2 separate regions of the Homo sapiens genome follow, and region 1 is linked to region 2. The links are chromatin contacts, found by Hi-C or POLR2A ChIA-PET in ENCODE. All regions are on one chromosome and are shown on one strand. The core of a region is the stretch at or near the end of the contact, and the rest is flanking DNA. Distances in the headings are between cores, read along the strand shown.

Evidence for each region. Hi-C counts contacts between places; a loop is a spot of excess contacts on that map. ChIA-PET counts read pairs that join two places held with the same protein, here RNA polymerase II (POLR2A). Pooled maps may share reads with other maps.
Region 1: a loop to region 2 is called in a pooled map of left cardiac atrium, with 2.4 times the contacts of the local background. The contact joins two enhancer-like sites. A Hi-C loop is called at or near these places in 4 of 168 maps with a recorded cell type or tissue (Calu3, GM12878, PC-9 and 1 more) and 7 of 50 pooled maps. POLR2A ChIA-PET finds 5 or more read pairs at or near these places in 1 of 52 experiments (activated naive CD4-positive, alpha-beta T cell).

What each region holds. Positions count from the first base shown.
Region 1 is chr5:64,593,808-64,596,507 of GRCh38, reverse strand. It overlaps RGS7BP (regulator of G protein signaling 7 binding protein), which reads right to left. Exons shown (of 6, transcript NM_001029875.3): 4 at 1,651-1,798. Among named protein-coding and RNA genes, the nearest start is that of RGS7BP, 89 kb to the right of the region's middle. Within about 2 kb of position 1,432, at least 2 of the 41 ENCODE cell types and tissues checked have a DNase peak (open chromatin) inside an H3K27ac peak, as active enhancers do.
Region 2 is chr5:64,329,697-64,332,423 of GRCh38, reverse strand. RNF180 (ring finger protein 180) reads right to left here. Exons shown (of 8, transcript NM_001113561.2): 7 at 2,018-2,143. Among named protein-coding and RNA genes, the nearest start is that of RNF180, 170 kb to the right of the region's middle. Within about 2 kb of position 1,368, at least 2 of the 41 ENCODE cell types and tissues checked have a DNase peak (open chromatin) inside an H3K27ac peak, as active enhancers do.

The DNA of each region.
Region 1 (2,700 bases), core at 183-2,682, 260 kb before region 2:
CTGTCTCCTCTAATAAAGCACCAATTCTCAACCTTGGCTGCTGCACAGGAGAATCACCTTAAGCCCAGGTCTCACCCCAAGAGAGCCTGATTCAGTTGGCTTATAGTGGGGCCCAGCCATCAGTATTTTAAGAATTCCCTCCTGATGACTTAACTGTGCAGTCCAGTTTGAGACCCATGATCTCTCAAGGCAGACAGCCAGGGAGAACGGAGTTAGCCACATCCTGGACCAGGTCCACTGTGCCCACCTCCATCTCCTTTGACCAGAATCTGGGCTTTCAGGCTGAACTGAAACATTGCCAACGTTGTGGGCCTTAACTATCCTACTCTTACTGCCATCCCTTCTTATAAGCTTATAAGGCGTGAATATAGCTGCTGTCTAAGGTCTGCAAAGTAAAATGGTTTCACTGATGTTTATGCCCTGATATGGCATTTCAGCAGATATTTTTTTCCCTGGGAACAGAGCTAAGAATTTTCTACTTTATAAATTAAGATAAATCACTCCCTCATCATTTGTCTATAGTGCCATCAAACGGTGCCAAACAGCTTTATTGTTTGAATTGTTGCATTTCCAAGCTTATACAAAATCCAAGTTTTATTAATAGCACATAATTACCACATGCTCCAATTTTCTATAAACACAGAAATTCGGTAATTAGCTTTAGAATTATATCACAATCTGAAAGTAGAACCACAATGGCTATAAATGCCATTGTGTGTTACATTTCTAAAAATAAAAAAAAATAAAATGTTCATTATGTTGTCAGTGACTTAACCTCATACACACAGAACACTCAGTGGAATTGCCCAGTATTCATTCAGCTGCTTGGTGCCAGCTCTGGGGACATTAGTAGCAAAGGGCACAGATATCAGTGTAAAGGCAAATAAACAAGAGGCTTATCTTTCTGCCTCGCAGAATGTCATTTTTAGCATCTAGATGGGACATGGTATTTATTATAATATTATTATTATTACTCCCTTTTCCTAAATAAAATAAAATCACTGTAGAGTCTCTTCTTTTCAAGAAAGAAACTGCCTCTCTAGAAGTGAGCTACTGAAGTTAAGAAAATGCATTAACTTGCTTTGACCACTGAGGGGCCATCAGCCACCTTGTGGAGAGTAAGAGAAGGGGGCCCTGGGAGAAGCCCTTTGTGAACTGGACAGAATGCTCAGCCCCTAAATGGCAGCTAAGCAGGCTGTTCCATATACCTGAAACCCGAGACTTTACTGGAGGCATCTTTGTGTAATTTTGGATTTTCTCCCTTAAACAAATGGGAATTTTGGGTACCAGCCCAGTAGGTGAACTGTGACAGCATGTAGACTTTTTCCCCTCCAAGGCAGCACACTGTTCTCATTTTCCATGGAGATGCAATGTGTTGGAGTGGGAGAAGCAGAGGCCTGGGAGCCTGTGCCTACTGTGGGTGTTGCTAGTGTTCCTCTGCAGGATTTGGACTGCTTACCCTCTCTTGTCTCAGTTTTCTTGTCTGCAGATTAGGCAGTCTCCAGGGTCCCTGACAGCACTATGCTCCTCTGGCATACCAAAGAAAGCTCTGTTTCTGAATCTGAACTAGAAAACCTCGTCTCTCTGTGGCCCCTAAGAACATTAACGGGAGGAGGATTGGCAGTCTATTCAGGGTAACTTCCCACTTACCTTTCAGTGTTCTCAATGTCTGTGGAAACCTGCCAGGAATGTTGCTGACTATCTACGGGGGATGATGAGGAGTCTTCTAGGGCAGGTGTTTCAGCACTCTCCTCAATTTTGCAATCCAAACTCTTGGTTCCCCCGCCAGGTTCCTTTCCTAAGGGAGGGAGGGTGTTGGTAAAGAGAAGAGGAAAAAGAAATCATAAAGGCAGGTTCTATATGCAGGATGTCAGTGCTAAGGTTGGCTATGCTTTGAGTCAAATGTTCCATTAACCCTAATAGCTTTCTGAGTAATAAAATAATTAGGTATATACATGTATGAGTATGTGTGTTTGTGTGTATAGCATGTTTTCACAACATTCCGGGAAAGACAGTTTGAGGTCAATGCAACCTAAAGATCAAGATAATATTAAAGCCCCTGTCTTTGATAGAGTATTGGTGTTTTATAACCCATTCTTAGTGAATTAGATTAAGTTAGCTCAGGAGGGGGGATTTAGCTTGTGAAACCTACTGGCTTTTGGTGCTTAGATGCAGGAGCAGGTAAAAGGGCCAGGAGCAGGTGACACCCAGCAGAAAGAATGAGAGCTCCTGCTGTTTTCTCTGATTCTAGACACTGGCCCTCTCAGCATGCAGCAGGGATCATGCAGGTGTCTTCCAATTCCTTGGCTCTCCAACCTCCTTCAACACATCCTTCTATGAGGAGAAAGCCTGACCTTGATCCAGCCTTACACCGCTGAGACCATAAAACACCGTCAACTCAAATGTGAATGCCATGTAGTAGGTAGCCGTCCACAGCAATGCACTACCTACCCACTAAGACTTGTATTTACCATGATTGATCTCAACTGAATAAATCAGTACTTTCTGGAAACAAATCTCCAAACTGGTTCAGCCATAAATTTATATGAAATTAAGTGGGAGGTTATGTCGTATGGCCTAGGCACAATCTCTTAATGTCTTTTATTCTTTCTTGAAAATCTGTGCATCCATAGGGGGGTATCCTAGTATCATGGAAATGGTCAAGTAGGCCCGAGAACTGGGTTTTAAACCTGGCTTAGT
Region 2 (2,727 bases), core at 119-2,618:
ACTGCACATCTCTAAGACACCCTGACACCAAGGCTCTGTTACTTTCTATTTGTTTTAAACTTGTGGGACAACTATAAAATATTAAAACTAAATAAATAGAGCTTCTGCTAATGAACGCATTATTAGGAATCTTTATACAGAGTACTGGTGCCTTTGTTAACTATTGTCACAGGATCCCTAGGGTGTCACTTCACCAGCCAGAAACCTCTGTAGCTGACGGCATCTTCTGCCTGAGTACTGCTTGTGCCTGCTGGGCCAGTTCAACCCACTTGGCCTGGCAGGCTGTGCTTGGCTCTTACTACTGGCTCAGATCCCACATCTGCCAAGTGCAAGCCAGGTGCAGAATGGCAAGGGGTGTGTGGTTGAGCAAGCGTGAGGTCCAGCCACTGTGCACAGCCAGGCATGCTGGCTGCTGTGGCGGGGCAGGGAGCTCCAGGTGTTGGCTCTGTGTGTGGCTGTGGCTGGATGAGATATACTTCATGCGGCTTCTGCTGTGGGCACCCGAGTCAGGACGAGGTAAATGCAGTGGTGCCTGGAAGCTTGGAGACTCCAGGAACTGCAGAACCCCAAGGAGGGTGTCACAGCCCTGGCTCAGGGATCTCTACATCTGGGCTCCTCAAAGGGCTGCAGCTCTTCTTGTCTTGTCACCGTCAATGTGGCGAGCATGGGGCGGGGGTGTGTTTCAGCCCTTATTGTGTTACAGTTCTTTTAGTCCTGCCACTCAGCAGGTCCTGAGTTCTTGTCCCACATTCAGGAGGAATGAGGTATGCAGACAACTGGAGGGTAAGCAAGGTGGAGAGGAGCTTCACTGAGTGGTAGAACAGTTCTCAGGAGACCCACAGTGGGTATCTCCTATTCACAGGCAGGTTGTCCCGCTGTCTCTACAGCCCTCAGTGGAGAGGAGACTCACAGGTCATATTGTCAGGTAGGTTGTCCCACTGTCTGCCTGAGTCTGGCTGAGTCCAGGGTTTTTATGGGCTAAAGAGGGGAGGAAGTGCATGCTGACTGGTTCATGGGTGGCCATAGGCAGGCCTGGAAAAAGCACTGTAAGTTCTCACTCTGGTCCACAGAACTGACAGCCCAGCCCCCAGTCTTCAGGTTTGAAGAAGGTGGGGCTTTACCAGGGACCTGTCCCCTTTCTGCCCAGGAGCCTGTCTGCCTCCTGCCACCATCAACCTGCCATCCACGGTGCCCACAGTGCCCAAGCTATTCTTGCCAAGCGGTGTATGCAGGTTGCGCTGAGCTGCCCTCAGCTCCCCTCAGCCTTCCTCCCATGCTTGTCAGCACCCAGAGTTTGGAGTGGGCCTAGGCAGCAGGGGGCTGGCATGTCAGGACTGCCCTGAGAGTGTACACACTTGGCTGGGTTGCGACAGTGCCTGGGCTTGGCTTCAACTTTGCTGTGAAATTGGAGTGGGTGCCAGGAGCATGGAGAGGCCAGGCAGCAGGAGTAGGCATTTCTGAGCCTGCAGGGGCAAGGGGGCTTCCCCAGTCCCCAAGAGTACAAGGATGTCTCGGTCCGAAGCCATGGCTGGGTGGCTGCAACTTTGCCTGGGTAGGCAGGGCTCCCACCCTGCTAACTTGGAAAGGGGCAGGGCTCCCACCTGTTCCTGGCTCCTGCCAGCTCTGTGGAATGTGCAGCCCTGGCTTGTGCCTCCCCGACTGCAGCTGGCTTCATAGTAGCAGCTGTTCCAGATGGGCTGCCGCTGCCATAAATATGACTTTGTCAAATCTGATACTTTTGAGACGTATTTTCATTATCTATGTACTAAACAGTGATAGCATGGCAAAGTCAATTTAGTCATGAGTCTTCGGATTTGCTCTTATTGTATAGTCTTCATTTTCTTCATTTGTACATCTGTAGTTTTCAGCAAGGAGATACTTAGCAAAATCCTTATTTAAAATTGATTAATACAGAAATATGTTTCCCCTAATATTTCTGAGACAGCAGGAAGTTACTTTTAAGAACAGACCTTAGACAAAATTACCAGACTTTTTTTTTGGCGTTAGATTTCCTTACCTCCAAAAAGATGAAATGCTTTTCTGCAGCTTGGTAGGGGCCATTTTGCAGAGTTGGATTTCTGAAAGCTTTGTTTTATTTTCAAATATTCTTTAGTAAAGAAAGTTTTTGTGGCATTGTTCAATTCTAGAATAAAGCAAAAGAAAATAGGATTTTGAAATTAATTTGAGTAAAATGGCAAGAAAATGACAAGTGAATACTGTAGTATTTTGATACTATTTGATACAATTCACACCTCTTTAAGTCAGTGAAGACAAAAATAGATTCAACATTTTTTTCTTTACTCAAGCAAATACAACTTCCTCAAGTTCACATTTGGTGCAACTTTGACATGCCTACACATAGAACATAAATCTACTGAGTAGCTCCTATGTCAAGCAGTATAGAGTATATAATGATAAATAGGACATCGTCCCTCACCTTAAAACAACTGTAGTCTAAAACAGTGGTCCCCAACCCCTGGGTCACAAATGGGTAGCAGTCCATGGCCTGTTAGGAACTGGGCCACACAGCAGGAGGTGAGCCACAGGCAAATAAGCATTGCTGCCTGAGCTCTGCCGCCTGTCAGATCAGTGGCAGCATTAGATTCTCATAGGAAGTGAACCCTATTGTGAACTGCGCATGCAAGGAATACAGGTTGCACACTCCTTGTAAGAATCTAATTAATGCGCCTGTAATCCCAGCACTTTGGGATGTTGAGGCAGGTGGAT